Linked DNA regions of Homo sapiens: region 2 is linked to region 1. A link is an interaction called in ENCODE POLR2A ChIA-PET data of the cell type or tissue named here. Cell type or tissue: A673. All regions are shown on one strand. Each heading gives the region's core, and the rest is flanking DNA. Links, peaks and the distances in the headings are about the cores only.

What was found. ChIA-PET counts read pairs that join two places held together with the same protein. Peaks named below come from ENCODE experiments on the same cell type or tissue, not always from the same donor. Only the 100,000 strongest peaks of a DNase experiment are listed, where the experiment ranks them.
Region 2: POLR2A ChIA-PET joins it to region 1 with 10 read pairs; 5 of 35 experiments call an interaction of 5 or more read pairs at or near these places.

Annotation. Positions count from the first base shown.
Region 1 is chr20:53,952,381-53,968,784 of GRCh38, reverse strand. It overlaps BCAS1 (brain enriched myelin associated protein 1), which reads left to right. Exons shown (of 13, transcript NM_001366298.2): 10 at 1,712-1,879; 11 at 11,288-11,353; 12 at 15,090-15,353. Among named protein-coding and RNA genes, the nearest start is that of BCAS1-AS1, 45 kb to the right of the region's middle. In A673, for the core only: a CTCF peak has its summit at 10,845; DNase peaks (open chromatin) are centred at 7,014, 7,954, 8,074 and 8,114; H3K4me3 peaks cover 1,810 bases; H3K27ac peaks cover 6,110 bases.
Region 2 is chr20:54,040,221-54,056,624 of GRCh38, reverse strand. The region is part of intron 3 of BCAS1 (brain enriched myelin associated protein 1); the gene reads left to right. Among named protein-coding and RNA genes, the nearest start is that of MIR4756, 20 kb to the left of the region's middle. In A673, for the core only: no CTCF peak of the experiment used is centred there; no DNase peak of the experiment used is centred there.

The DNA.
Region 1 (16,404 bases), core at 3,621-11,620:
TACTTTGTCATCATCCCTGTCACTACTTTTGGTCTTAGGTCTGGTCAATCCATGCTGATATTCTCTGCCTTGCCTCCTGAGGACTTTTGAGTTTGTAACCCCCCAACTTCCGTTTTTGTTTACAAAAAAGAAAATACTAGAAATTGTGTCAGTAGCTTAAGAAATTTAATTTAGCTTAAGAAATGTGATTTAGTTGCCAAATGTTGGGGTGTTCTGCATGCTGATTTACTGATGGGCAACTCCCTGAATCAAATGGCAATACAGAGACTAAGGGTTCTTCTCGATTTGGAAAATTCGGGTCATTTTGCAAACCAATGGTATGTTCTGTATGATGGGAAAGAAAATAGTTTCTCAGCAGACGATATTTTTGGAAATAACTAAGTCCCCTTCCCCTACCCCCTGACACCAAGAACAAGGCTCCAAGAAGCTAGGGGTCTGGCCCAGCAAAGACAAGTGGGAAGATGCCTTTGACTCTATGGTACTTTCCAGGGAGGCAGCAGATGAAAGCCATGTGGTTTAAAGGGCCAGATAGTAAATATTTCAGGCTTCATAGGCCATTTGTGGTCTCCATCCCATACATTTTATCTTTTAAAATATTTCTTCCAACGCTTTAAATGCGTAAAATCCATCAGGCGTGGTCGCGTGTGCTGATAGTCTCAGCTACGTGGCAGGCCAAGGTAGGAGGATCACTCGAGCCCAGGAGTTGAAAGCCAGCATGGGCAACGTAGCACGACCTCATTTCTTAAATAAATAAATAAAATTAAAAGGTAAAGACTATCCTTAGCCCAGGAGCCACACAGAAACAGTTACTGAGCTGGATTTGGTAGTATTTTGCCAGCCCCTGCCTGAGGAAACAAAGGAAATTAAAAAACCTCTCCTGGCCAATTCACTCTGTCCTGTGGCAGGGAACAACACAAATGCAGAAACTGTCCCAGATGTGACTGGGGCCCTGTACAAATGGAGTGAGGCACTGCAAAAGAACACAAGTTGAGAGCAGAGTGTGGTAGATGGGCCCTTCCATCCAAGCCGCCACAGACACTCAGAGGCAGAGGAAATCGAGCTCACTAGGTACAGTGGCCAGGGCCGCGAACAACTTAGCCATCAGTTTCTTGCCAAGTTCATTTTTCTTCTGAAAGCATAAACTTCAATTAAGTGAAATGGCAAATGACTGTTCTAGGGAAAAATTAGATATCGCTTAATGAGGAAGTCAATTAAATTCAGTGGTTTTTACACTCTCCTTTCTACAAAGAGGACAGTTTCTTTATAGTTGCAGGGGAACTGGAAAGAGAACTGGAAGCTGTCATGGTTACCGTCTCTAACGTTGGACTCTTAAGAAAATGATTATTCCTGGTTTCTAGACAGGCCAAATGTAATTCACCTACGTGGCAGATTAAAGAGGTGGGCTTACTAGATTTGATTGGGTATTGAGCATGCTCTGAATGACAGTCCCCAAAAAGGACCTCTTATCTGTTCTTCCCCTTGGGGAAGGGATTTTGCCACTTCCATGTCAATGTGGCAGTTGAGCTTGGAAATTGGTGCGTTGTACAACATAAGCATTACTTCTCCAAGATGTGCCTGTGTAGAAATGGTCATAGATTCAAAACTGTAGCTACTATGTGGACAGGGGGGCAACAAGGACCCCACTTTGTAAAACATGTTTTGGGGGAATGTTTTGTTTTTCATTTTCTTATTACCTGGCAAAATAATCCAGGTGGTGTGTGAGTCACCAGTAGAGATTATAAAGTCCAAGGAAGTAGAATCAGCCTTACAAACAGTGGACCTCAACGAAGGAGATGCTGCACCTGAACCCACAGAAGCGAAACTCAAAAGAGAAGAAAGCAAACCAAGAACCTCTCTGATGGCGTTTCTCAGACAAATGGTAAGCCCCTTACTTCCAGTATAGGAAACCTAAGATACCTAGAGCGGCTTCTGGGAACAATGGGCTCATGCCACAGGTAGTAGGAGACATAATTGTAGCTGGTGTGTATGGAATGTGAATGGAATATGGATTGCATAGTGAGAAAATTCCCTTTCTTCCTTCTGATTCAATCATACAGAAAGTCTCAGTTTATTGCTAATATTCTTTAACCCTTCTTTAATGCCTGCTAACACTTTTTAACAAAAAAAGAGGTGCCCTTGGGTTGGAATTTTTTTTATTTCAATAGTTGTGAGCATACAAGTGATTTGAGATTACATGGATTAGTTCTTTAGTGTGATTTCTGAGACTTTAGTGCACCTGTCACCCGAGCAGTGTGCACTACAGCCAGTATGCAGTCTTTTATCCCTCACCCTTCTCCCAACCTTCTCCCCTGAGTCCCCAAAGTCCATTATATCATTTTTTATGCTTTTGCATCCTCGTAGCTTAGCCCCCAATTATGAGTGAGAACATACAGTATTTGGTTTTCCATTCCTGAGTTACTTCACTTAGAATAATGGCCTCCAGCTCTATCCAAGTTGCTGCAAAAGACATTATTTCATTCCTTTTTCTGGCTGAGTAGTATTCCATGGTGTACATAAGCCACATTTTCTTTATCCACTCATTGGTTGATGGGCACTTAGGTTGGTTCCATATCTTTGCAATTGTGAATTGTGCTGCAATAAACCTGTGTGTGCAGGTGTCTTTTTCAGATAATGACTTATTTTCCTTTGGGTAGATACCCAGTAGTGGGATTGCTGGATCGAATAGTGGATCTACTTTTAGTTTTTTAAGGAATCTCCACACTGTTTTCTATAGTGGTTGTACTAGTTCACATTCCCACCTACAGTGTAAAAGTGTTCCGTTTTCACCACCTCCACGCCAACATCTATTTCTTTTTTTCGGCCTTTTAATTGTGGTTGCGTCCAAATTTTGGCATACAACAGCATCTAACTGGAAGTTACTATTATTGCTTACTATTATTTATTTTTAAAGTTTCCTTCTCTTGGTGGTCAATGATACTGCTTTTCTTATTATGGTAATGATATGAGGTTTTCTTTGAATTACATTTGTTTACATAAAGAATATCAGGCATTTTAAGGATTATGTATCAAATAGTCCAAGTTATATAAAGATATGGCAAAAATTCTGAAGGTGACGTGAGTGACACAAATTTGGACAAAACTAGCTTATAGATAAATTAAATAAGGAAATGACAACATAATATTCCAATAGTGAAATATATAACTTAGTTGATGAATTAGCCATGCTTTTAATTTGTGTAGAATAGAAAGAATGTGATAGATATATTTACTGTTTATAAAAAGCAATGCACATTAAATGACTAAACAGCCAGGAGCTTAAATAATATAATGCAACAAAACCTAAATCAGTTGGAGAACAAAAAACAAAAATGCATGTAAAAGGTCATTAGTTTAATTCTCTTTTAATGAAAAACAAGAATTTCATTATAGTGTGACTTTATTTTCAGGAGTATTTGGAGTTTAATCCTTTGAGAAAGCAACTCTCTAATTTCACAGGCTCAACCTGTTAAGGAATTCTATCTAGCCCACAAAACAAAACAAAACAAAACCCTTGCCAATGGGAACTGAGGCATATTAGAAATAATTATGTTAGAAATTGTTGACAGGAATCATTTTCTTTTCCTGTTATATTCTCATGGAGTAAAAAGTGTAGAATCAGTTGTGGGCGGCCCATATGGCCAAAACCCCATCTATCTCATTGGCCATTTGATCTGCAATTTGGCAGTGAAAATGGAGATTAAGACTTGAGATTTTTTTTAAAACCAATTTTTACATGATGCCAGGAAAGAAAAGAACATTTGGCCTGTTTCCGGCAACTCATCTAACTTACAAATGGGATCCCCAAATATCTCATCATAATATTGAGAGTGATCAGCTTTTCCATTTCTGGATGGAATTGAGAGGTACAGAAAAAAAAAACAGTAAATAGAATGATGGTCTCTTCCAAATAACCAACATGAAGCTCCTTCATTTAAAACAGGGAAAAGTACAAGAAACTCCAAAGAAAGCATGAAAAAAAAAAAAACCTCTAAACCACTCACAGCATCCATCTAAAACAAATTCTTAAATTCTAATGAGGTCTCATATTACTTAAATTTATCCCCCAGAGCTATCTGTTAGATGCTGTTTGGGAAAAGTTTTTGGCAGTAGAAAATGGGTAAGTCTAAATTCTGAGGGAAACAAATTGAAAAGAAAAGCGTCCTTTGGAATCAATTCGCTATAGGATAGGGATGAAGGTAGGTGAGGACACACTTTTCCCCAGCAATCCCCAATGGATTCTTAGAATTGGATTCCATGCTGTCCATTGTTCTTATTACCAGTTGCCCACGAAAAGGCCTGGGAACACGAACATTATCTTTGCAAAATTTAAATCCTGATTGTTGGAATTTACTTTAAAATTCCAGGTATTCTAATTATCGTCTTTTTTTCTGTTTTGCCTTCATTACAACACTATATTTATACTGTGATTAATTCAAATAAACAAATGAAGAGTTTTCCAGCTTACTAAAGTCCCTACCACTCCCTATTGCCACACCCAGTCTAGCTCACTCATTTATGTTACCGGCCCTTTCCCTGTGGGTATTTGAGTTTGCAATCCCTGATAGAGAACCGCCTGATTCTTTAGAACAACTTATTTGAATCATATTGTCTGGATTTATCATACTCAGGTTAACCATTGCTCAATGGATGGACATGTGGTATGTTTTCAACTTTTTGCATTTCATGCATTCACTTTTTCAACAAATAATTATTGAGTGTCCACTATGTTCCAGGCACAAGGGATACAACAGTGAGCGTAAACAGGTGCAGTCTCCCCCGGCGGAGAATAAAACAGACATTTAGTTTTAACTCTATCCTCATATTCAGTGAGCACACACCAAGTGTCTCACCCACGTTATTTCAGCTGCTTCGCAAGCCTGTATGAAGATCCTCACACACTTACTTCTATGCACATGTGTTAATGTCCCCATTGGGTAGATTTCTGGAAGTTGGCTCTAGCAATCATTCTTAGGAAATACTTTTTAGTAACATGTTCATAGCTTCCAAACTGATTCAAAGTCTTCGGATTTATGCAGGAAAGAAAAAACCTGCCCTAACAGCTTGAAAATAGAGACAACATCTGGCCCATCGCTAAGGGTTTTTTGAGCGGTTGGGGATGTTGAGCCAAATAAATAAACGTTTCAGACAAATTTTGGATATTGTTAGCAAAATATCGATTTGTTTAAATAATTGATTTAATGGAAGAGAGAACTCAGCTGCAAAACCTATGCTTTGATTCACCAAATCATTGATTTTCTGCTTTCTATCCTTTGCATTTCCCTCCTTTTTCTTTTTTTTTTCTTTTTGAGACAGTCTCGCTTTGTCCCCCAGGCTGGAGTGCAATGGCACAATCTCTGCCCGCTGCAACCTCTGCCTCCCGAGTTCAAGTGAGTCTCCTGTCTCAGCCTCCCGAGTAGCTGGGATTACAAGCGTATGCCAACACACCTGGCTAATTTTGTGTTTTTAGAAGAGACAGGGTTTCACCATATTGGCCAGGCTGGTCTCAAACTCCTGATCTCAGGTGATCCACCCGCCTCGGACTCCCAAAGTGCTGGGATTATAGGCATGAGCCACTGCATCCAGCTAGAGATCTTTTTCTCTCTAGAAATTTACTGCTCATAAAAATAAAAATAGAGGCCAGGCGCGGTGGCTCACGCCTGTAATCCCAGCACTTTGGGAGGCCGAGGCGGGTGGATTACGAGGTCAGGAGATCGAGACCATCCTGGCTAACACGGTGAAACCCTGTCTCTACTAAAAATACAAAAAACTAGCCGGGCATGGTGGCGGGCGCCTGTAGTCCCAGCTACTCAGGAGGCTGAGGCAGGAGAATGGCGTGAATCCGGGAGGCAGAGCTTGCAGTGAGCTGAGATCGCGCCACTGCACTCCAGCCTGGGCGACAGAGCGAGACTCCGTCTTAAATAAATAAATAAAAATAGGAAAAGTATCATTTTTAAAATAACTATATTTTAGGGAAAGGAAAACAGAATCATGTAAGTCCTAACAGTGCATTCAACACATAGAGATGTAGCACTTCACAGAAATCCTGCGGGCTCCTGCAGGATTTTAAACAATTGCGAGGAATATCTAAGACATCTGTCATGCCCTAAATAGGAAAAGATTCTTATACATATTAATTCAGCTGTATGTCAAGAAATTGAATATTTGAAGTGCTGGTGTATTTTTATAAAGTGAGTGGGTAGAATACTGCATTCATGTGTCCACAAAGCAGGTAGGCAAATGAAACCAGAAAGGTGGTAGATCTAGATACAGTTTTATACTTCGTCAATATTAATAACACCTTACACTTGAAAATGCTTTCCTCCTCCAAACTATTTTCACCTACCTTATTTCATTTACTCCTCCTCATATCTTTCTTTGGACCATTAGATTTGTAAGAAAATCTTTGTTGGAATAATGTTCTCAGGCTTAGAGAAATACTGTGAGCTTTAATAATGGGTAAATTAAAAGTCCAAATGAGGAGGCAGCCATGAAATCAGAGGGTTTTTTAAATTAATTACATTCAATCTAGTAAGTCTAACAAAATCTGTTGAAATGTACTATTGGAGGTGGAAAGAGGGTGGTCTGTGACGGTAGTTACAAAACAGAAAACCGAAAGTCTTCCATATGAAATTCTTCTCTGAGCATTAAAATGTTAATACTGATTTGCTCTTTAAGGAAAGATTTCTGAAGGAAGCATTAATTTGGTCAATTCCTGTCCCTACCAATGACTTGCATTCCTTTCTACCCTAAGAGGGTCTCTGTAGTCGTTCAGCACTTTTCAGTTATCGGCAGTAACAACAATGAGAGCTACCGTTTATTTATTGTCTGCTAGGCACTTTGCACGCAGTATCTCATTTATTAATAGAGAACTCTAGGAAACAAGTGCTCTCTCTGCCCCATGATGGACATAAGGACACAGAGACTAGTGAGTATTTATGGGATTTTTCCACGGTCCGGGAGCTGGTAAGCGGGAGAGCCAGAATTCCAACTCAGTTTGTTGTTTTGTTGTCATTTTGTTGTTCTAAAGCTCACCCTTTGACTCATGTGTAATTGCTGCTTCCTGTGCTTCTGCAGCTGGTATTCTCAGAAAGGATACGAAGGTAGAACAACCACATGCTCCATTGTTGTGATTTCTTTAGTAATGTGTTCTATGGAAGTACCATTTTGATGCATTGAGCTGTTGCACTTACCTAAAATGACAATAAGGGAAAGGAGAAGAAAATTAATATATGGCTTACTTAAAGCTTGCACATAGGTTTTCTAAATATATTTGTCACTAAAACAAAATTTACCTTGGCTGGGGAATTTTGCCTGACTAGTCCAATTCCATTTCAAGTGAGCATTGTGGTAAAATACTAAGCTCAGATCCATTACCTTTGTTGATCCTAGAAATTTTCAGTAGATCCCATTCTTGGATTTGTTTTCATGAGACTGGTCTGATAAACAATATTGCAGATATAGTCACCATATATTAAATTTTCAGCCCAATTCTTTTTCTTTTAAATGTCAATTGTGTTTGAATTATATTGCCATCAAAATACATTAACATTCCCTTCAAAGAAATGTGAACTGACCACCAAACACTTTTGCTAGATTTTTGAATAGCTAAGTGATATACATTGGAGATGGTTCAAACATTCCTCAGAGTATCAAGCTATAGGAATGCATGACAAGATGAAAGAAATAAAAAATGATTTCATTAATATACAAGGCGTGAATGCCACAAGTAGATTCCATCTCAACACTGCAGGCTGAATGCCCTGAGATACTTCACCTTTGACTGTCATGAATAAAAATTAACTCCATGAAGAAAGTTGCTCAATATCACACTGGAAAATCTCTGAAATTACTTCATAGTCTTTAAACTGTTCTTCAAAGTATTAAATAGTCTCTGGAAGAATTTTAGTCTCTTTAAACAGTAACTTTGCTATTTTTGACAGCTGGAAAAAATAAGTTTCTATGTTTATGGTTCCTTTGAATACAGAGTTCAACATGAATTATTCTGATTTGTCTCTGCAAAGAAAAAAGAAAGAAGGGTAGAAGAAAAGGAGGGAAGTGAGGGAGAGAGAGAGGACGAGAGGAAGGAAGGAAGGAAAGAAGGAAGGAAGGAAGGAAGGAAACAGTTGTTATTAATAATAACTGCTGCTACAGAAGTGACTTCAGATGGATTTAATAAGATTCTAAGTGTAAACCCAAACTTCAGTCACCTTTGCATACATACAGCTTTACATGCCTCAAAATAAGCAATAAAGAAAAATCACTGAAAAGTTTGAGATACTCTCTCTCTCTTTTTTTTTTTTTTTTTTTTTTTTTTTAAGAAGTTGAACTTTGTTGCAGTAATCTCCCTGACAGCCTGGAGGTCTGTTTTCATGATTCATGATGTCAGCTGAGATCAGCTGCTGTCAACACAGCCTTCTGATTCAATCCCAATTCTTCTCCAAGGGCTCTCAAAGAAATGGGGGGAAAGAAAGCAAATTGAAACCTTAAATTGACAGAGTCCCTAATGAATGCCAAATTGAAACAACTAACGGGAAGTTTAGAATTCCTGTCTCCTAGGGGGCAAGTGAGAGAACTTTATTCTCTAGAAGGTGGTGGAGTGCTCATGCGTGACTCTTCATGTCCATTCGGTTTTTGCCTAAAAAGCCATTTTGTGCATTTGTTTGTTTTTTGCTGCTCAACATTCCCAAAGGTTGACAGATATGATCCAAAGCCACAGTGTAAAGGCCACTTGGGAATGGGCTTGAGTAGGAAGGGCTCTTACGACACAGCCCGAATTTGGAGGCTGAATGAAATCCTTACGTGTCCAAAGCTTTGGGTGTGATGGGAAGGCTGACAGAGCTGGTTATGAGGAGGGAAGAAATAGCCAACAGTTCATTTCTTTTTCTAAACCTTCTCAAGCAAGACTGGCCTTTGTAGAACAATGCACAAGGCACGGAGGAAGGAAAAACCCACTTTCCATGTAGACAGATCTAAATTTTATGGAGAGGACAGTCTGATCTTTGTTTGTCAATCTTAGTGAAACCTGCACCAATGATGTTCCTCAGTACACGGAACTTCCAGACACCACCTCTTTCACACTAAGCAGTATATTAAAAAGAGCACAACCCTTCTGTAATCCCAGTGCTTTGGGAGGCCAAGGCTGGAGGATCACTTGAGCCCAGGAGCTCGAGACCAACCTGGGCAACATAGTGAGACTCTGTCTCTGCAAAAAAATTTTTTAAAAAATAGCTGGGCCAAGCACAGTGGCTCACGCCTGTAATCCTAACACTTTGGGAGGCCGAGGCGGGTGGATCATTTGAGGTCAGGAGTTTGAGACCAGCCTGGCCAACATGGTGAAACCCTGTCTCTACTAAAAATACAAAAATTAGCAGGGCGTGTTGGCAGGCGCCTGTAGTCCCAACTACTTGGGAGGCTGAAGCAGGAGAATTTCTTGAACCTGGGAGGCAGAAGCTGCAGTGAGCCAAGATCATGCCACTGCACTCCAGCTTGGGCAAGAGAGTGAGACTCTCTCTCAAAAAAAAAAAAAAATAGCTGGACATGGTGGTGTACACCTGTAGTCCTATCTATCTGGGAGGCTGAGGCAGGAGGATTGCTTGACCATGGAGGTTGAAGCTGCTGTTAATGATGATTGTGCCGCTGTACTCCAGCCTGAGTGACAGAATGGGACCCTGTCTCTTAAAAACAATAATAATATCAAAAATAAAGAAGAGCACAGTTGACTCCTGATGAGGGGACATCCCATAAACATCCACATTTGAGTTTGGTCATCCTCCATCTTATCCAAGCTTTTATCATTTTGTTTAATCTAACATTCAGCAACTTCATACAGTGAATGCTCAATAAACGTTTATTGATTGAGTGGTGCCTCTTGCCTTCTAGGGGCAGTATGGGGAGGTGGTTTAGAGTGTGGAATATGGAGTCATTGCCTGCTGTCCAACACTGGCACTCAAACCTGCTAGTTCCATGGTGATGCTAGTATCTTTGAGCTTCCATTTCCTTGTCTGAAAAATAAAGTAATTCCACTATCTTAAGGTTCTGACATAATGAATAAATGAAATAATGCAAGTTATTATCTCATTTAGCACAATGCCCAGCACTTAGTAAGCACTCCACTAAAAATTATCCTTCATAAATAATAATTTGTATTATCTCTAATGTGAACACCGTAGCTCAGACAACAAAGATACATAATATTAATCAGTCAAAAAGTATTTGAGTGCTTTCAATGTTTCTGGCTGTTCTTAGTGCATGTGTTGTGGATTCTTACGGTCTGCTAAGAGAACAGCCATGGCCATAAATAACAGTGGAATCTGGAGTCTTCCTCTTTGCCCCATATGGCTGAAACCCTGCTCTCTATACTCCTCCCTTAGCTGGGAAGAGGAGACATTAAGCAGTGATCAAACGTGTGGGAATTAGACCTGAGTCAATGTTGTTGATAAGAACCGAACATTTTATCACCAGGTTTCTTAGGTATCAGGCACTAAGCATAGGACATTACTAAATGCACCGTTAAAACCACAGACCCCAGCATGAGTCTGAACCTGTATATGGCCAACTTGCTGAGAGCGGTGGTACTCAAACTCAGACAATCCTCAGCACCACCTGGAGAGCTTATTAAAATGCAGATCATTGAGCCTCTGCCTCTGAAAGCTTCTGATTGATTAGATCCAGCCTGGGTCTCCAGAATTTGCCTTTCTAGCAAGTTCCCAGGTGATGCTGAAGCTGCTGGTCCTGGAATCATACTTCTAGAACCATTAGCTTAGAGTGTGGAGTTTAAGGAGTCAAGTCCAACCCCTTTTATCCCTGTCACTGGTGTTGCTGGCTATAGGGGGTGCTAAAGGGTGGAAAATGAAATATTAAACAAAACTCATATCTCTATCAAGGAGAGAAAAAAAAAAAAACAATAAAACACCCACAGCCTAAATATTCCCAGTGGAAGGCTACTCATGGGTCAATTGTTCATTCAGTCTTCATTTAATATGTTCAACTATCTCCTGCTTCCAACATTAATTGGAACCGTCATCATTTATCTCAGAATTGCCTAATTCCAGGATTTAGTACTTTTGTTGTTATTTTTGGAGGCCAACACTTGAATTTAATTAGATCTGGTTAGAAATTGCATGGAAATCTCTATATCCAATGAGTAACATGTTTCCAGTTGGCCTTCCATTTGTCTTGACCCCAAACCTCAATGATAAATGACTGAGATCATCCATTTCAGAACTTTCTTGCATTCTCCACGTCACTGTACTTGTGGCTGAAGGCCATTGTCTGTTTGTTATTTTAGTCAGTGAAAGGGGATGGAGGGATCACCCACTCAGAAGAAATAAATGGGAAAGACTCCAGCTGCCAAGTAAGTGACCTCGAACTCAGTTTGGTGGTGGGATTAGTGGTGTATTCTCACTTCTTCACAGTATACTTTTCAATAAAATTCTCAGCCACAGCCAACTCATTTAATATCTCAGGATTAAGCACCTACTATATGCCAAGAACTATGTTGGGGTCTGCAGACACAAGCATGAACAAGCTAGAGTTCCTCAGCTTTATCCTATCAAAAAACTTTCACACATGTGCTTCCCTCTTTTCTGCATTAAAAATCTCTTCTCACCCTTCACTTTTTGCCATAAATGTCACCTCTTCAAAAAGACCTTCCATATCTGCCTCTCATAACTACATATTGTTCTTTTATTTCATAGCGTCATCACAAATTGTAATAATTCATTTATCTCCCCTGTTTCTTCTCATGTCTGTCTGGAATGTCTGTGGAGCAAGAAGTCTCCTTCTTCTATTTCTCTATCACCTTGCATGGTGTTTGGCAAGTACTAGAATCTATGTCTTGAACAGAATAAAGACATGGAGTCGGGGGGTCACACAGTTTGCTTTCATTATTTTCTTTATTCTAAAGAAACATAGCTATGACATATTTATAACTACATGTGTTCCTTTTTTTAAATAGGATCATGCAGCTGCACTCTTTTTTTAATTTAAAAATACACCTCCACAAAAAATGGCATCAAATATTCTTCTAGTAGTTTTGACAATATAGAGAAGTGGCTACAAGAATGAGTGGTAGACTCAAACTGTCTGGTTCAAATCCTGGCTCAGCCACTTTTTTTTTTTTTTGCTGTGTGACTTAGGCAAATTGCCAAATCTGTCAGCACCTCAGTTTCCTCATCTATATAAAGGAGCTATGAAAAGTACTTCCTTATGGGGTTGTCATACTTAGATGAATCAATACATGTAAAACACTTAGAACATTTCTGGTATAGAGGGCTCAATACATGTTAGCTACTGTATTAGTCAGCACGGGCTGCCATAACAAAATGCCATAGGTGGTTGCTTTAAAAGCAGAAATTTATTTTCTTGCAGTTCTTGTGGCTGGAAAGGATAGGATTAAGGAGTAACCAAATCAGCAGGGTTTGGTTCCTGGTGAGGACTCTCTTCCTGGTTTGTAAATGGCCACCTTCTTGCTTGTGTGTCCTTACACGGCAGAGAGAGAAAGAGAATAAGCTTGCCAATGTCTCTTCTTATAAGGACACTAATCCTATTGGGGCAGGGCCCCACCCTATGCCTTTGTTTAACCTTAATTACTTCCTATTCCAAATATAATCACATTGGGAGTTAAGGATTCAACATATGCGTTGGGGTGGGGGCACAACTCTATTGTTAACAGTGTCTATATGTTACTATTACTATTATGCTGCTGATAGGGAATTTCCATCTTATAATGTTGCCCATATCACACTCACAAATGGACGGTAATGACTGTAAATATGTTTTTGTATTTTTATTTCCATAATAATTGGTTTATCCTACATTTTTAAACAGGAAATATATTGCTTTTTACTATACTCTTCATATTTAAGCTTTTAAGACAAGCTTAAATATGATGGTATATTTTGTCTGGAATTTTACAGTGAAGGAATTATGCCAATAATCTTGGTGATTCTAAAATTGGAATGACATCCATACAAATCCAAATAAGCTAGAAACATCCCACCTAGGAGTGTTTTCAGAATCCAATTGGGAATTTTATTTTCCGGAGCCTTGGATTCAGACTTGAGAACACTGGTGTGTCCTTTCCATTTTTAGCTAATTTAATTCTCACAGCACCATAAGGTGTCATTTCTTTTATTGCTCCCATAGAGATGAGGAAACTAGGAGGTCAGTTTATCCTTGGTCACACAGCAAGGTTATGGTGGAATTAGAAACAAACCAGGTCCTTCTGACTCCAGACACTGAGTTCTTAGCCACTCACTGCATCTTAAAATCTTCTACACAACAAAAACAGTTAACAAGGCATTTGAACTGGGATCTCTGGTTTCTGGCCTTTCTGAAGAGCATTGTGGTGAGAGTTTCTGTTTCATTCTAAGGAGAGTATCTGCTCTGGGATATCTATTGTACTTGGACATCCATATCTTAGCATTTGCTGCAACTCTGACAGTTGGGGTCTGCCAGAAGTGTTCAAGACATATATTACAGAAGAGCTTCTCAAGGTACACTGGATGCCTGTTGCTTCTTTCTCCAAGGACTTCTGCCCTCTGAAGAGCACCGGTGGAGGCCTTCTGGACCGGGGAGTCTCTGCTGTTTGTCTTCCCGCTTACTTCTAAGGGGCGTGCATGATTCACTGGTGTGAAAAGAAAGTTCTCCTACAGTTGATGCCTTCTCCATCAAAGCTGCTACCTTGTTGTAGAACTTTTTACCTGGGTACAGTACATAACTTCATGAATCATGCTTATACACATGTATCCGGTGGGTCAAGTGTGTTTGCCAGTTGCCACAATCAGGGCTTTAAAACTTTTGAAGTCAATATTTAAAAGTTGACATTTTGCATTTTTTAAAATTTAATTTCAAGGTTGTCTTGAAACAACAGAAGCTCTGACCACACTGGGGCTGCAAGCCTACGTGGTATCTCTTGGCTGGATCAGAGCAACTGTTGCCCTTTGGACAGGGCATGTAACATTCAGTCTCCCCTGCTCTAAATTTTCTCCCCAACATCAAAGCCAGCCTTGCTTGAACTGGTGCTTTTCTTATACTGGAGAAATATTTTTTTGGACCTTTGTTGCTTTTGCAGCTGGAGAAATAAGATATCCACATGGTTATTCTTACCCCAGCCTGCATTTACTAGATTTTTGGATTTTACAGCCTCATCTCATCAAATTATTGGAAGCATGTGGGATTGTAAACCTTTCAGTTTGACAAAAAACGATATACATTCCAAACTAATAAAACAATCATCTCTTTTACCACCATTTCATGAAGCAAAAGGACAATTTCACACCAAAAATTAGGGTAGATGTAATTATGAAGAAAAGAATGGGCATCCCCAGGAAAACACTCGCATGTGGTTGCAAGTGGGAGTAGCCCCTTCAAAGCTGGCTTAAGCATAAAAGGGCTCCAGGAACAGCTAGATCTAGGAGGCACGCATGATACCATCAATGCCTGGTCCCTCTCTCTCTCTCTCTCTCTCTCTCTCTCTCTCTCTCTCTCCATTTCTCAGCTGTGATTTTCTCTGTGTTGGCTTCCTTTTCGGGGAGATTTTCCCTAGAAATATTGGTGGTTCTGGAAGCTCCAGTCTTACATTTTCACAGCTTCAGATCTAACAGAAAGGGAACCAGCCTCTCTCTCATTTCAGCAAAGCTCTGAGATTAGCTCCAGTGTTATCTGCATTTGGCTATGCTGAGCCAATCACAGCTGGCCAATCATATACAATGCTCTGATTAGTCAGGCCTAAGTCACATGCTCTTGTCTGGAGGTGGAAATAGTTTGCCTGGACCACACGGAGTAGATGAGGAAGAAGGGTGTTTCCCCAAGGAAAAGCCAAGTTCTGGTTCCAGAATAAGGGATAAAGAGTGCTTTCTGGGATAGCATAAAATGTATTAATGAATTATTAGATAACTAAATAAATGTCCCCACCATGACTTCATAAGTGCACATTTTACCTTTTTTTATATTCATTTCACCTAGGATTCATGAAAATGTAGATACCACCCAACATTTGAACATCTCTGTTTTAACATATTTATTCCCTTGCTATTGAGAGTTGTCCTGCAGCCACTAAAAATGTACTTTGTTTGAAATTGCTGTAGACATCAGACTCCACAGAAAAGACTATCACACCGCCAGAGCCTGAACCAACAGGAGCACCACAGAAGGGTAAAGAGGGCTCCTCGAAGGACAAGAAGTCAGCAGCCGAGATGAACAAGCAGAAGAGCAACAAGCAGGAAGCCAAAGAACCAGCCCAGTGCACAGAGCAGGCCACGGTGGACACGAACTCACTGCAGAATGGGGACAAGCTCCAAAAGAGACCTGAGAAGCGGCAGCAGTCCCTTGGGGGCTTCTTTAAAGGCCTGGTAGGTGGATTTTTTTTGCCTCTTCTTTCTGGGCTCTCTCCTTCCCCAACACCATCTGCCCCAGTCAGTTTTTCAAATTCTACATGTGGCTCTTCACACTGGGATCCCGGGTCTATCACTCAGGGTTTTTGAACTGCTATGTGACTTCCAGCAGGTTCAATCCTTCTCCATTTTACAAGCTGAGACCTTGAGCAAATTATTGCCTCTCTGAACCAGATTTTTTATCTGTTCATACATAATGATGCCTAACTCATAGAGTTCATGAAACAGGTGAGATACTGCATCTAGTCACCTAGCACAGTGCCTGAGACCTAGGGAGCAATCAGCATGTAGAAGTAATCGTCATCATCACCATCAACATCATCATCAGTTTTGTTCAGTGTCTTGTGCGTAGCAGATGCTCTGGGTAATATTTGTTGAATGAATGAATGAATGAATGCATTATTGGCTGATTTTATTTACATTATATTATACCAATTTGACGTGTTAAAAAAATTAGACAAATCAAATTTAAACACACTTTATGTTGTGAGCAAAGAACAGTTCATGAATTGGGCAGCACTCAAAACCCAAAGAGGTTCAGAGAGCACTGCCCAGTGGCATGAGCAGTAAGATTTTATAGGCCAAACATGGAAGCAAAGTAGAAAACTTATCTGATTGGGTACAATGAGGTGTTTGCCTTATTTGGTCACGATGTGATGAGTTGTCTGCCTTATTTGGGAATGGTCTGATCAATTGGTTGCCTGTGATTGGCTGAAGCTCAGCTATTTGTGATTGGCTGCAACATGGCTATTTGTTACAAAAAAAAGGATACTCATAAGGTAGGTTTTGGTTTGTTTACTTACTAAATGTGGTTGCAGTTTGTTACATAGACACTGGGAGTAAGGAGACTGCCTCAGGCTAAAGGCCTCCTGCTTATTTAATTTAACAGGGGTATAAATGCACAATTGTGTTACTCCATGGACTATAGAATCAATGGCTGCTAGATGCAGAGGAAATTTTTTTACTGCTTGCAATTTTAGGCAGACTGGTGGGGAGGTGTTTTAGATGT
Region 2 (16,404 bases), core at 4,032-12,031, 87 kb before region 1:
TAGAAGGTTCTTTTAAAAAAAAATCATAGCTTTAGGGTACAAGTGGTTTTTGGTTACATGGATGTGATTATATAGTGGCAAAGTCTGGGCTTTTAATGTACCTGTCACCTGAGTAGTATACATTGTACCCAATAAGTAACTTTCACCCTCATTCCACTCCCACCCTCCCTTCTTTGGAGTCTCCAATATCCATTATGCTACCCTACGCCCCGGTATACACATGGCTTAGCTCCCACTTTCAAGTGAGAACATGCAGTATTTGGTTTCTGTCCTTAAGTTGCTTCACTTAGGATAATGGCCTCCAGTTCCATCCACGTTGCTGCAAAAGACATTATTTTGTTATTTTTATGGTTGAGTAGTATTCCATGGTGTGTGTGTGTGTGTGTATGTGTATATATATATTCAACACATCCACCACCATACATAGCTACTTTTTTGTTTTTGTTGTAGGGTGTGGTGAGGACCCTTACAATCTACTCTTAGCAAATTTCAAGTAAGCAAAACAGTATTATTAACTTATATTTACCATGCAACTTATTCATCTTATGAGTGAAAGTATGTACCTTTTGACCAAAATTTTCCCTGGACCTTAGCCCCTGATAATCACCATTTTACTCTCTGCTTCTATGAATTCAACTTTTTTAGATTCCACATAAAAGTGAGATCATATAGTATTTGTCTTTCTGTGTCTAGCTTATTTCACTTATCCTAAAGTCCTCCAGGTTCATCCATGTTGTTTCAAATGCCAATATTTCCTTCTTTTGTATGATTGAATAACTATTCTGTTGTGTGTGTGTATTTACACACATGTATATGTATATGTGTGTGTCCATATATATATTTCCTTTTTCCATTCATCCACTGATGGACACATAGGTCATTCCCATATCTTGGCTATTGTGAATAATGCTGCAATGAACCTGGGGCTACAGCTACCACTTTGAGACCCTTCTTTCACTTTTTTAGATATACCCAGAAGTGGATTGCTGAATCATATGGTAGTTGATATGGTTTTGCTCTGTGTCCCCACCCAAATCTCATTTTTAATTGTACTCCCATAATTCCCATGTGTTGTGGGAGGGACCCAGTGGGAGATAATTTTAATCATGGGGGCAGTTTCCCCCATACTGTTTTCATGGTAGTGAATAAGTCTCATGAGATCTGATGGTTTTATCGGAGGTTTCCACTTTTGCATCATCCTCATTTTCTCTTGCCACCACCATGTAAGAAGTACCTTTCACCTCCCGCCATGATTCTGAGGCCTCCCCAGCCATATGGATCTGTAAGTCCAATTCAACCTCTTTTTCTTCCTAGTCTCAGATATGTCTTTATCAGCAGTGTGAAAAACAGACTAATATAGTAGTTTTATTTTTTAACTTTCTTAGGAACTTCCATACTATTTCCCATAATGACTACGCCAGTTTACATTCTCATTTTGTCCCAATTTTTAATCGGGTTGTTTGTTTTCAATTATCTTCTTATGTTTAATATGGAGTGCAAGGGCAAGGAATGAATAGGGAAAAATTGTTGGGATTGAGAAAGCCTCTTCTCTATCCTTCTCTCCATCCTCCATCTCACTTTCTCTTTTCTTTCCTCTCTCACCTGTAATATATTTATGTTTTTTATATATTATGCATGTGTGTTAACATATATGAGATACACATATGCATAGGTATATCTCATATATGTGTATGTCTCACATACATGTATGCACATATTTGAGATATACATATATATATGCATATTTCATATATATGTATGTATATTACAAAGATGTTCCCAAAAGGAGGGAAATAGGTTTCTCTTGAAACGTAGGACAACAGTCTGAGACAGCAGTTGCCGTGTGAACACCTGCACATGACGAGGGAAAAGAAACACACATTTCTGAGTCATGGGTTATTTGTACCTCGCCCTCACACCTGGCAGTCTTGCTGTCAACATCCTCAGCTACTGCTGGAGAGTTTGTAAAGAGTCCCAGTTAATCCCGAGGTAGCAATTTTGCCTGTTATTCATTGACATCTTCAACCTGTGAAACTTGCTTTAGAGTGATTACCCCTTTTAAGCTTATTGTTGTCCTCATGCAGTTTTCCTAAGGTTATTAGCTAAGTTATAATTTTCAGTGCAGTTTTAAGGGGTATAAAAGTGAAATTCTGGGTGACCCTTTCTTGTCCTTCAGAGAGAATTATTTGACCATGTCTTTTGATGCACATTTCTATTGATCTCTATTGGTGTATACATATATGTATAGAGGTATAGAAAAGTCATTGGAAAAATATGTAAATAGAAATCTAGTTGACTGTTTGGTTTCTTTTTATCTATACTTTTCCTACTTACAAAAATTACAATTAAAACAATTCATTGGTGATACGGTTTGGCTCTGTCCCCACCCAAATCTCATCTTGAACTGTAGCTCCCATAATCCCCACGTGTCATGGGAGGGACCCAGTAGGAGGTAATTGAATCATAGGGGCATGTTTTTCCCATGCTGTTCTCATGATAGTGAATAAGTCTCACGAGATTTGATGGTTTTATAAAAGGGAGTTCCACTGCATATGCTCTCTTGCCTGCTGCCATGTAAGACATCCCTTTGCTCTTCCTTCGTCATCTGCCATGATTGTGAGGTCTCCCCAGCCATGTGGAGCTGTAAGTCCATTAAACCTCTTTCCTTTATAAATTACCCAGTCTCAGGTATGTCTTTATTAGTAGCCTGAGAACAGACTAATACCATTGGCATCCAATAATATTTCCTATGAAGGCTTATTTAGAAGCAGCAATGGTACCATGGCTAAGCAAACAGCCAAAGAGGCTGGAATGCTACATTGAATCATGGCTCCAATATGTGAGCTTGGGCAGGTTTCTGAGCTTCTTTGTTCTGTCATCTGTAAAATGGGAATTATAATAATGATAGGACCAAAGCTTCTAAGTTATTGTACGGTTTAAATAAGTTGATACTCCTAAAACTCTCAGAACAGTGTCTGGCATGTGGTAAACACATAAGGAAAGTTATTCTGTCTTGGATTTAATGTCAATTGACATAAAGACTGCCATTGCTATTTGAAGTTAACTGTATTATTTCTGCCTAACATATCTTTTGGAACTTTAAGATCAAAAGTTAAAACTAGTCTTTCCTACATCCCTTATGCCTTGTAAGTCTTTTATTTGTCTTTCGATACAATGTGAGAGATATCAATCAGGGAAAATACCTCTTTTAAACTAAAACATGAAATTACATTCTGTATCCTCCTAGAAAGAAATGTATCGTGTAGAGTGCTTTTTCTTAGTAAGAGCAAACCACCATGGGAATTTGATATCAAACAAACATTAAGTAATACAATCCATGTGGATTGGAGATCTTTCTCAAAAGTTTGGTATTATTATTCATCTTAAGTAACAATATATTAAAAAATCAAAATGTCTCAGTTTTTGCTTATGTTATATTTCTAGCTTAACTCACCAATTTTAGATGTTATTTGAGTGTCCCGTTTTGGAGTAGGTTGCTAATGATGTTAAAACAACATACCATGTGATTTACCTGCAATGCCACTAAGACAAACACATTTGCTTGCAAACTTTGGGTGAGAGGCTTATGTGCTTGTTCTGCCAAAATGCAATTGTTTAAATTAGTATCCTCAATTTGTCTCCATCCTTTTCAAATAGTTGTTTTATTTGAACCCAAAAATATCTTGAGAATTATTAGAGCAAAATATCTATCATTAGAAGAACGGATAATCCAATTAGGGTATATCCGTACAATGGTCTCGTAATCTGTTTGTACTGCTATAACAAAATGCCATAGATCTGGTAATTTATAAAAAGTAGAAATTTTTTTCTCTTAGTTCTAGAGGCTGGGAAGTCCAGGATCAAAGCACCAGCAGGTTCAGTGTCTGGTGAGGGCCCTGTTCTCTACTTCCAAGATGGCGCCTTGCTGTGCCCACCAGAGGGGAGGAATGCTGTGTCCTCAGATGGCAGACACGACAGAAGGGCAGGAAAGGGACTAACTAGTTCCCTCAAGTCCGTTTATAAAGTCTATAATTCCATTTATGTGGTCTTTGCCCTCTAAACTCAATCACCTCCTTAAGGCCTCACCTCTTAATATGATCACATGGTAACTAAGTTTCAACATATGAATTTTGGGGGACACATTCAGGCTATAGCAGATGGTATACTCCTTAGCAATAAATAAGAAGGAACTACTGATCAATGCAACAGCATGGATGAATCTCAACATTATTATACTACGAAAAAGAAGCCAGACACAAAAGGCAACATACTACATGATTCCACTTATATAAAATTCTAGAAAGGGCACAAATGTAGTGACAGAAAGTAGATCAGTGGTTGCTAGGGGCTGGGGCTGGTTGAGACACTCACTGCAGAGGGGCATCGAGAAACTTTGCAATGATGGAGAAGCTTTATACCTTCATCATGGTGGAGGCTACATGACTGCATATTTTGTCAAAATGCACTGAATTGTGCTATTAAAGTTGGTGGATTTTATTGTATGTGAATTATACTTCAATCAGATAAATCTGATTTTTGTAAATGCTGTTAAGGTACAATGAAGTTTTTTAAAAATCAGCATAGTTGGCTGGGTGCAGTGGCTCACGCGTGTAATCCCAGCACTTTTGGAGGCCGAGACAGGTGGATCACCTGAGGTTGGGAGTTTGAGACCAGCCTGGCCAACGTGGTGAAACCCCGTCTCTACTAAAAATACAAAAATTAGCTGGGCGTGGTGACACACGTCTGTAATCCCAGCTACTCTGGAGGTTGAGGAAGGAGAATCTCTTGAACCCAGGGAGGCAGAGGTTGCAGTGAGCCAAGATCGTGCCACGGCACTCCAGCCTAGGAGACAGACAGAGACCTCATCTCAACAACAACAACAACAACAACAACAACAAACAAAAAAAAAACCAGCATAGTCAAAAGCAGCTCACATCAACTAAAGAAAAAAAATAAATTCAATAAAGAATGGGGGGAAAGATCATTTGCTATGTTAGAAGGGTGTCTTCTGCTCAACCAGTTCTTTTGCTTCCTCTGGATTCATCACTGGGGGCAGGAGGAGTCTGCACAAAAGAAAGTAATGTGATGGGGAGGTGTTTTGTGAAGAGATGACATCTCTTAGCTATTTTGTCAGCCCATTCCTCCCATATACTGCCCAAGAGAGGGAGACCTCAGGAGACTGTCATCTGGTACCTCTTCACCTCCCCCCAATACATGTGGTATGTTAATTTATTGCATCTCATTGAATCAGACAACTTCAAGTAGGACCACACTTCACAGTTGAGCACATCACCCTCCTGTTGCGTACAGAGATCCCCTGTTTTGTTCACATGCAAACTTTGGTGGATTGTGAAGGAGAAACTCAATCTCCCATGGCTCAGAGATCAGGCAGTTAGAAAGGACAGAACATTTAGTCCCACACACCACTGTCAGGCCACACAAAATTAATCATCCTAGAAAGAGAATATGCTGTTCCATTTAGTGAAACATTACCACGGAGGTGCCACAACCCCTATTAATATGCAACAATCACTTTCCCACCAATAAGAAAGGAGAATGACGGCTGCTCCTTACCTTTTTCACTCAAAAGCTAAAAAGAGAAGAGAAAGCCTAAGCCTAGAGATTCTGGGAAGGAAATACCTAAAAAGGCTTTTTACCACCTTGAGAATATAGTTGTTTTCTAGTTTGTTTCTTTGCAAAAGACCCACCTAAAGAGATAGATGGCCAGTATTAGCATAAAACCAAGCTCTGTGAGAGTGCAGCTAATGCTGATGTGATTTAGTTAACATTTGTTCTTCAATAACAAAAACATAGTTTTAAAAGGCACATATGTTCTCAAGGGGGACCCCAGAGTCATCTTCTCACTCAAGCAGAGCTGAGGTGTTGGGGAGGGACGCAAGGGGAGGCAGAGCGTGGACGGCCAGGGCAAAGAAGGCAGGTGGGCAAGTGAGATGACACGTTGGCCTCGCAGGTGACATCCAGGACTAGACGAGGTAATGCATTAAGAGCTAAGCGCATCCCATTCATGAAATTGTAATATCACTGACGTGTATCTGTGTATGTACTGTATCTGTGCTCTATACGTAAAAAGAATGAGTTTTGTTCATCCTCTCCCATAGAACCATTTTCGCCCTCTTGGGATTAATACCATCCCCACTGAGAGTGCATACACTAGGGAGTGCAACTTACTTATGCAATTTCTTCATGTATGAGACCACAGAGTATTATAGCTAAGAGTCCAGCACAAGGCACGGTGCCCTTCCTCCCATCAAATGCTCACATCTAATCTTCAGCACCTATGAGTATGTGACCTTACATGGCAAAAGGACTTGGCAGATGTGACTAAGGAATGTGAGATGATGATATTATCCTGGATTATCCAGGTGGACCCAGTGTGATCACAAGGGTCTTCATGAGAGGGAGGCAGAAGGGTTGGAGTAGGAAAAGGTGTGATTATGGGAGCAGATGTCACAAAGAGAGAGAGGCTTAAAGATGCTACACTGCTGGACTGGAAGCTGGAGAATGGAGCCACAAGCCAAGGAATGTAGGTGACCTCTGGATACCAGAGAAAAGAAGGAAATAGATTCTCCCCTACAGCTTCTAGAAGCTGACCCATTTTTGACCTACAGGCTTCAGAACTGTAATATATTTGTGCTGGGGCATTTGGGATAATTCATTACAGCAATCGGAAATGGAACCATATCCTCTCAAGCATTGGACTCTAACAGACCCAAGCATAGGTTTTGGCTCTGCCACTCACTAGCTGTACAACCTTGGCAAGGAAGTTTATTCTGAGTCTCATCTGTAAAACTGGAATAATAGTATGAACTTTGTAGGGGAGCTCTAAAAACAGCAGCTGGCACAAGATAAAAGTGCTGAAATAAAGGAGTCCGGGCAAAACTAAAAGTAGAGGCTATTGGGATGGGTGCAGTGGCTCACGCCTAAAATCCCAGCACTCTGGGAGGCTGAGGTGGGAGGATTGCTTGAGTCCAGGAGTTTGAGTTCAGCCTGGGCAACATAGAGACCCCATCTCTATTTAAAAAAAAAAAAAAAGTAGAGGCTATTTTCATACTTATTCTTTACCATTGGCTTTCCCTGACATATCACCTGACCAGATTTTCCCACCTGCATATTATTTATGCCTAAAACTTCATAGATCTTTGGAGAAATAAAAATGCCTGATTTTTGGCCTTCTTTGATTCCTTTCTAGCAAATTTATGACATTAGTTCTCAGGCCTCACTGCTAACGTATGGCAGAGACTAAGACATGCCTTCCCTGCCAGGACACGTCATTTTCCAGAAACAGAAGGAATGTTTGACCTGGATAAAAGGTTTCTAAAATTAGTATTTTCCTTTTTTGCTCCTAGTCATTGTTCCTAAAAAGAATAGACTAATTTTGCTTTTCTTAAAAAAAAGATGTAAGTGGAATCATTTTATTGGATTGAAAATTCTAACTTGAGAAAAGTGCTCCTGCCAATAACATAATGAGTGAGAAGAGAAGCATTTGCCAATATCAATGCCTAGTCAAAGTGGAATGGGAGACCTGATGCCAAAAAGCATAGCTCCCTGATGTAGTAAAAAATATAGGCAACAGCACTTGTCTGGAAGGGAGCAAATACATGTGTTCTCCTAGTGTCCACTATTTCCCTCCAATTGATCTTATTTTTTATCTGTTTCCAAACTCAAGTAAAAGTCCCTGAGAGCAGGACGCTTGCCATCCTTTCTTGTTATGAGGGTCCCAGAGCTCAGCACAAGGCCTGAGATACACTAAAGACTTAGAAATGGTTGATCAATGAACAGTGGCATATTAAGCCAGTGGTAGCAGAGGAATAAAATAATAAGGCCGAAGGGCAAGTTCCCAGACTCTGCTGCACTCAGCTTCAAGGAATGCAACCCTGGATAAGTAAATAGCACTTTTAATTTGAGCAAGAAGTCTGGAGGTGGCAGTTCTAAATTTGGTACAGCAGTCTGACAGCCTCATCAAAACACCAAGTACATGAGCCAATTGTGTCACTCCTGCTCACAAGATGGCTGTCACAGAACCAAACATCACATCTCTACATCATGGGATCCAAAAGCAGGAGAGGAAAGGCCAAACTTTGCCACCATTTTTTTTTCTCCTTGTATTATGCGAGGAAGGAGGATCCTTCCCTGAAGCCTCTGCCACCATGTAGGCATCCTCTTATTGGCCAGAGCTACATCACATGGCCCATACCAGCTGCATGGGATACTGGGAATCAAGCATCTCTTTGAGATGCAAGTGAATAATAATAATACATGGTTGGGGCTGGAGACGATTGGCTATTGGGCAGGCCACAAACAGTGTCTGCCAGAGGTGATTCCAAAGAATTATTAGAATTGAGCAAAGGAAAGTAGTTCATATCCTCACTCTGGCCTTTCAAAAGACATTAAGGAGATCTAACTCACATCCTAAACACCACTTTTCTCTCTCCTCACATTGCTATATGTCTCTCACTCAAGAGGCTCCCTATCCTCAACTCTCCACCTTGAAACTCTGTGAGACACCCCATCCTCATGAGGTAGGGGAATAGGGTCTGGAGGCGGGGAAGCTAAGGACTTCCTAGAACTAAATCAAGCAGAAAACCCACAACTTTCTATGCTCAACTATGGATGTAACTGCACTTCAGCTATGGCAGGAAATATCCTCTTCATTTGCATAGGGTGTACACCAAGTAAATAACTTTGTAACTTCCCTTCATCCTCTTCATTTACATAGGGCATACACCAAGTAACCAATGGGAAACCACTAGAGGGTATTTAAACCCCAGAAATTTCTGTAACCAGCACTCTTGAGCCACTTGCTCAAACCTGCTCCCACTCTGTGGAGTGTACTTTCATTTCTATAAATCTGTGCTTTCATTGCTTTGTGCATTTTGTCCAATTTTTTTGTTCAAAACACCAAGAACCTGGACAACTCTCCACTGGTAACACTCACAGGCACTCTCCTTTCTTCTTTCCCTCCATTGCACTGTATCACCACTGAGTCTAAAGTAATAACAGAGAGTTCTGAACACTGGCTCTCCCAGATGGCCCAACAGCTCCTTGTGCCTCTGTCTTCCTTGGGAGTGAGCAAGAGCCCTGGGGAAATCTCATCCTTCTCAAACTCAGTGCTTTTTCTCACCAAAAAGTCTAGTGGAGAATTCCTGTTAGATAAAATTATCTTCCCTATTGCATTATTGTGGTTGATAGTCTCCAAAGATGCACACATACAACCCACCACGCAATAACCCATGCTTCCTGGTATTCACACCCCTGTGTAGTCCCCTCTGGGCTGGTCCTATATAACCAACAGTATGTAGTAGAAGGGATGACACAGGACTTTCAAGAAGCCTTTTAAGAAGACTCGGAGCTTCTGCCTTGTCTCTTGCAACACTAGCTCTGAGAAAGGCTAGACACAATATCAGAAGTTCTACCCTGAGATTGCCATGCTGTGAGAGAGCCCAAGCTAGTCACATGAAGAAGCCATGAGGCAAGAGAGAGGTACCCAGCCAGTTCCCAAATATTCCAGCCATCCCAGTCCAGGAACCAGACCTGTGATTAAAGAAGACATCATGGGCATTTCAGCTAATAGATGCCGTATGAGGAAGGACCATAGGAACCAGCCCATAGCCAGAACTAAAGCTCCAGACATATGTCCCTGTGTGAGCCGTCCCAGCCATCTTCATCCTTTCAAGGCACCCCAGCTGTGGCTCCAGACATCATAGAGCAGAAATAAGCTGATCCTATCCTCTCTCTGCCTGAATTCTTTTTTTTTTTTTTTGAGACAGAGTCTCACTCTGTCACCCAGGCTGGAGTGCAGTGGCACGATCTTGGCTTGCTGCAACCTCCACGTCCCAGATCAAGTGATTCTCCTGCCTCAGCCTCTTGTATAGCTGGGATTACAGGCACGTGCCACCATGTCTGGCTAATTTTTGTATTTTTAGTACAGACTGGTTTTCACCATGTTGGCCAGGCTGGTCTGGAACTCCTTGACTTCAGGTGATCTGCCCATCTCAGCCTCCCAAAGTGCTAGAATTACAGGTATGAGCCACTGCACCTGGCATCTGCCTGAATTCTTTTTTTTTTTTTTTTTTTTGAGATGGAGTCTCGCGCTGTCCACCAGGCTGGAGTGCAGTGGCATGATCTTGGCTCACTGCAACCTCTGCCTTCCAGCTTCAAGTGATTCTCCTGCCTCAGCCTCCCAAGTAGCTGGGATTACAGGTGCCCGCCACCACACCCAGCTAATCTTCTGTATTTTTAGTACAGACGGGGTTCCACTATGTTGGGCAGGCTGGTCTCAAACTCCTGACCTCGTGATCCACCCACCTTGGCCTCCCAAAGTGCTGGGATTACAGGCATGAGCCACCGCACCCGGCCCTGAATTCTTAATGCATGGAATCATGACCTAATAAAATGGTGGTTAAGTCAATCATTTTGGGGATGCTTGTTACACAGCCATAGATAACTGAAATAACTATTAGTATGCATTTTAATTCTTTGTATTTTATTTTTACATGCATATATACTTACATACATACCAATTAACATATATGAATAAATGCAATCATATTTTCTGTTATTGTTGTTTTGGTGAAACCTGTCTTTTTCTTTTTCTTATTGGCTTCTTCCTCATCTCACATCTTCCCTACCCCCTCCAAGGACACCCAAGCTAACAACCTAATATTTCTTCTTTCATATTTTTCTCTTTGTTCTATACTTTGTAAAAGACAAATCTGAGACACAATAAAATTTCAAAGAGTGTATCTGAATAGAGGCAATTCATTAATTTGAGAAAAGAAAACCAAAAGGGAATTAGTGTTTTGATGACAAAGCATTACATGCCAGAATTAAGGGAAAATGCAGAGGCATAATATAAAATGTGTTTGATGTGTTACAATTACACAGTTGCCTTATTTGATCATCTCATTGGAAGGTACCCAGTTATATAATTTTAAGTTTGTTGACTGTTTCTGATTGGTTGAGCTCAAGTTCTGTTTTTCTTTAGCATAGGCATTTACAAGAAACAGTTCGAGTTGTTTTGCTTATGTCTGCAAATCAAGCAAGGTTTAGCTCATTTATGTGGTCTAACAGGCTTTGTCCGCTCAGGGATTCTTCAGGTCTGGTCTTTATTTTAATTTACTTTAACTAGCCCCATACAGACATTTCCCAGCACATCCATTAATAGTGTTTGTTTTTTTTTAATTGTAATAATCTTCCCCATCTCAACTCCAAATTCAACTGGTATAACTTTAATTCATTTTTTTTAAAGCTACAATGTACTTCAAGGTATAGACATACTATAATTCATTCAGCCATTATGCTAATTTTGGGCATTCAGTTTTTTTCTTATTTTTCTCTGACAATTTTTACCTGGGCGTAAGTTTTTTGTTTTGTTTTGTTTTTTTTTTTTTTTTGAGATGAGGTCTTGCTCTGTCACCCAGCTGGAGTGCAATGGCATGATCATCACTCACTGCAGCCTTGACCTCCAGGGCTCAAGGAATCCTCTTGCCTCAGCCTCCTGTGTAGCTGGGATCACAGGCACACACCACCACACCTGGCTAATTTTTTAGTTTTTTTGTAAAGATGAGGTCTCCCTTTGTTATCCAGGCTGGTCTCAAACTCCTGGGCTCAAGTGACTGTCCCTCCTTGGCCTCCCACATTGCTGGGATTAGAGGCACGAGTCACAGCACTCCTCTGGCATAAGTATTTTTAAACTCGTAATGTTTATCCAATATTAAAAGTTATTTGGAATACACTTAGAAAATTTCTTTTTTTCTTTTTTTTTTTGAGACAGAGTCTCCTTCCGCTGCCCAAGCTGGAGTGCAGTGGTATGATCTCAGCTCACTGCAACCTCCGCCTCCTGGGTTCAAGCGATTGTCATGCCTCAGCCTCCCTAGTAGCTGAGATTACAGGCGCGTGCCACCGCATCTGGCTAATTTTTGTATTTTTAGTAGAGATGGGGTTGCACTGTGTTGGCCAGGCTGGTCTCAAACTCCTGACCTCAGGTGATCTGCCCACCTTGGCCTCCCAAAGTGCTGGGATTATAGGCATGAGCCACCGCGCCCGGCCGGAAAATTTCTTCTTCACATTTTTCAAAAATAAAACATTGGCATTTCTGTTTTAAATTTTTAAGGACTTTTTTGTACTTACCATGACAGATACTCTGGACACAACTTACTGTTCCATGACTCATACAGTCTGATTTTAACTGTCATGCAACTGCTGTTGAGTAATATGCAACTTTCTCTTTGCCTCTTTGGATGGAGAAGAAAACAAGGCAGCACAGTTGGGCTCCAAAGATAAAAACATGGGCAGGGTTTCAAGATCACTCATCTCTGTCTTGGAGGATAGACCAAGAGAGATAGGACAGACCAAGAGACAACATGAAAAAAACATGAAAAGAGAAACAGCATTGAGAAATAACAACAGCTGCACTCAATTCTTTTCCTCAAGGTGCATTTTAACCAGATCTTGAAATAGAATAAACACACCTACAATTCTAATCCTAGAGTGGACATTTTTTTAAAATCAGCTTTTCATATCCTTTTACCACACCAAAAAGAACTTACCAACAATTTTCATTTAACAAAAATAAAAATAATCAGCGAGATCAAAGAAATGGTAAGGTGCGCTTCAAGTTTCTGGAAGTTTATCAATAAAAGCAGCATACTGTATTAGTGGGTAGGATCCATTATATGCAAAGCATACCCCAAAGAGCAAATGTTTCTGGGAACAAGAACTGAAAAATGTAAGCAGAGCCTGCCTCCTTGTGTGGGTGCAATAGCAGTGCCCAATAGCAGTGACTCGCAGAGTTGTCCCTGGGCCAGCAGCATCACATCACCTGGGTACCGGTTAGATGTGCAGTTTCTGTAGCCGGAGCCCAGACCTCCTGAGTCAGAAACACCCCCTTCCCTGGGGGTGGGGCCCAGCTATCTGTTCCCACAACCCCTCCCGGGTATTCTTGCACTAGCTCAAGTCTGAGGACCATGTAAGAACTGGCTCAAGGCTCTGAATGAAATGGAGTTTGCAGGGAACTGGAAAGCGTCCTTGTTTATAGGGCTCCACACAGCTTCAAGGATGGCTGCCCTGGGAAACCCTGAGCCAATAATAAGATATTTCAATAACAGCCTGATTTTAGGACTTTTAAATGAAATTTCCCAATTCAAAAAAATATAAACACTGTGTTGGCCAAACCATCAGCAGACCTCATAGTTGGCAACCTCCGATAGTGTGAGGTTTATTTTTTTCCCTACCTCAAATCCCTCTAAAAAGATGGCTATAAAAAAAATCATCGTCATCATCATCATCATCATCATCATCATCATCAAGTTATCATAGCTTCAAGCAATGAAACATTGAAATCCTGTAACCAATTTCAGCTGTGCTTGCAGATTTGTGGGCTCTCCAGGCATCCTGCCCGTCACAATGTGCATCCCATCTGTGTTTTCCACAGAGAGGGACAGTGGTGGGATGTTACCAGTGGCTGGCCCCCTTTGCAGCTTTCTGTCACGTAGTCTTAAGCCAGTAAGTTGGCTATGTGGTTAATTCATGAGTCCTCTTAAAAATGCCTTCTGAGAGTTACATCAGCTCCAGGTGATATAAAAAGAAAAGCTGGATTTTCTGAATTTGCCAAGCAGAGGCTCAGACTCTGCAACATGGAGATGTCCCTAAGGCCATGACACTCTCAGCAAGCAGGGCCCACCTGGCCTATCAGCCCCTCCATTCAAAGCTGATGCTCATTGGTTAGAACCTGCCTCGCTGCTGGGCCAGCCCTAGGCAAATTGGGAAATAGGTCAAGTGTTCAGTCCACTTTGAATCCCACCTCTCATTTCTAGTTCCCTACTTTCATTTTTTCTTTTCATTATTTCTTCATTTCTTAATGGATGGGGTAGGTGCATACACATAGCAAACATTCTGAGCGATATACATAATAAGATAAGGCAGAGAAAAAATCCCCACCCTAACTCTGATGGCTCCCCAAGCCCCATCCCAAATTTCCTTCCTTAGAAGTAAATACTTTACAGTTTCTTATATCCAGAGGTATCCCAGGCATGTCTATTTATAAGTTGTCTCCTCAACCTCCCGACACCATTTTTTAAAAACAAATGGAAACATACTGTACGTGCTGTTGGGCACAGCTTTTTCTTTCCTTACTAAAATTCCTTGGGGAATTTTAATGCCTGTGGAATATTTCATTGTAGGGACATATGATTATTTATTTTTTTAAACTTTTATCTAGGTTCAGATTACATGTGCAGGTTTGTTATAAGGTAAACTCATGTCATGGGGGTTTGTTGTACAGATTATTTTTTCACCCGGGTACTAAGCCTAGTACCCACTAGTTATTTTTTCTGATCGACTTCCTCCTCCCACCCTCAAGTAGGCTCAGTGCCTGTCATTCCCCTCTTTGTGTCCCTGTGTCCTCAAGGACATATGATAATTTATTTAACCAGGTTTCTACTAATAAGCGTTTAGGTCATTTCCAGTTTTTTGCCACAACTACAGTAGTCCAGCAAATAGTTCCATACGTAAGCCTTTGTACCCCTATGCAATTTTATTTCTAGGATAACATTTTAGAAGTGGAAGTTAGACTTACAGTGTTTGTGAAATTTTAAGTATTAATAGATATTACTGAGCTATTTTCCAAAGAAGTGGCCAAATTACACTCCCACCGACGATCTATATGGCTGTTCTTTTTTTTTTTTTTTTTTTTTTGGGGGAGACAGAGTCTCACTCTGAACTCTGTTGCCCAGGTTAGAGTGCAGTGGCACAATCTCGGCTCACTGCAACCTCTGCCTCCCAGGTTCAAATGATTCTCCTGCCACCGCCTCCCAAGTAGCTGAGATTACAGGCGCCCGCCACTACGCCCAGCTATTTTTTGGTGTTTTGTTTTGTTTTGTTTTTTAGCAGAGACAGTGTTTCACCATGTTGGCCAGGCTGGTCTTGAACTCCTTACCTCATGATTTGCCCACCTCGGCCTCCCAAAGTGCTAGGATTACAGGCGTTAAGCCACCGTACCCAGCCACAGCTGCTCTTTTTTTATACGCTTTCCACTGGGGTCATCAATTGTCTCCTTTTTAACCAATTTGGCAAGGGAAAGCCAAGTGTCATAATTTTATTGTGCTTTTATTTTACTATTTATGAGGCCAAACATCTTTTCTTCTGCTTAAAAGCTGGCTGCATGTCTTTTCCTGTGAACTCTTCACTCCTATTTGTTGTCTGTTTCCTACCCCCACCCCTTGGTGCTGTGTTGCTGTTTATTTATCTAATTCTTCTTTTTACAAATTGAGGTACAATTCACCTACCATAAAATTCACCTTTTAGAGTGACAATTCCGTGATTTTAAGGATATTTGCACCATGTGTGCAATCGTTCCACGTCTAATTCCAGAACATCGTCATTACTCCAAAACAAAACTCCCTACCCTTTAGCGCTGAGTTTTTTCCCTATTCCCAGCCACTGGCAACCACTAATCTGTTTTCTGCCTCTATGGATTTGCCTATTCTAGACACTTTATATAAATGGAATCATACAATATTTTGCTTTTTGTGTCTGGCGTCTTTCACTTAGTACCATGCTTCCAAGTATAAAGCATGATATAACATGGATCGGTGCTTTGTTTCTTCTTATGGCTGATTAATACTCTATTATATGCAAATGCTAGATTTCCTTTTTCCAATTGATGGATATTTGGGTTGTTTCCACTTTTCAGCTATTATGAAAATGCTGCTATGGACATTTGTGTACAAGTTTTTGTGTGGCCATATGTTTTCATTTTCTTGCTTACCTAGGAATGGAATTGCTGGGTCTTAGGGTAACTCCATGTTTAACTTTTCCAGGAACTGTTAAACTGCTTTCCAAAGCAGCTGCACCATGTCACATTCCTACCAGCAATGCATGAGCATTCCGATTTTTTCACATCTTCCCTACCACTGGTTATTGTCTCTCTGATTATGGCCATCCTCGTGGGTGTGAAGACGTATCATGCTGTGGCTTTGACTGCACTTCCCTAATGAGATGACATTAGGCATCTTTTTATGAGTTCCTTGGCCATTAGTATATCTGCTCCAAAGAAAACACTATCATCCTGATTTGGCTGCTTTGCTGCACCCTGAGCCTCTTGTCTCTGTTTCCTGGCTAATTTTTCCAGAGTCTCAAAGTAATAATAGTCACCCTTTGGCAATCTTCTATGTGTCCTGAACTCAACCTGCCCCACAACCGTATCTCCACAGCTGACCCGTGGTGTCCTAACAACTGAAGCCACTGATAGAATAATAGGCCACCTCCCCTGGTAAGCTGCTTACCACTTAAAAGGTGCTTGAGACACTCATTGCTGCTGGAAATGTGAATCTGTAGAGCCTTTTTAAGAAAATAATATGGCAGTGTCTGTTTTTCAAAACTAAA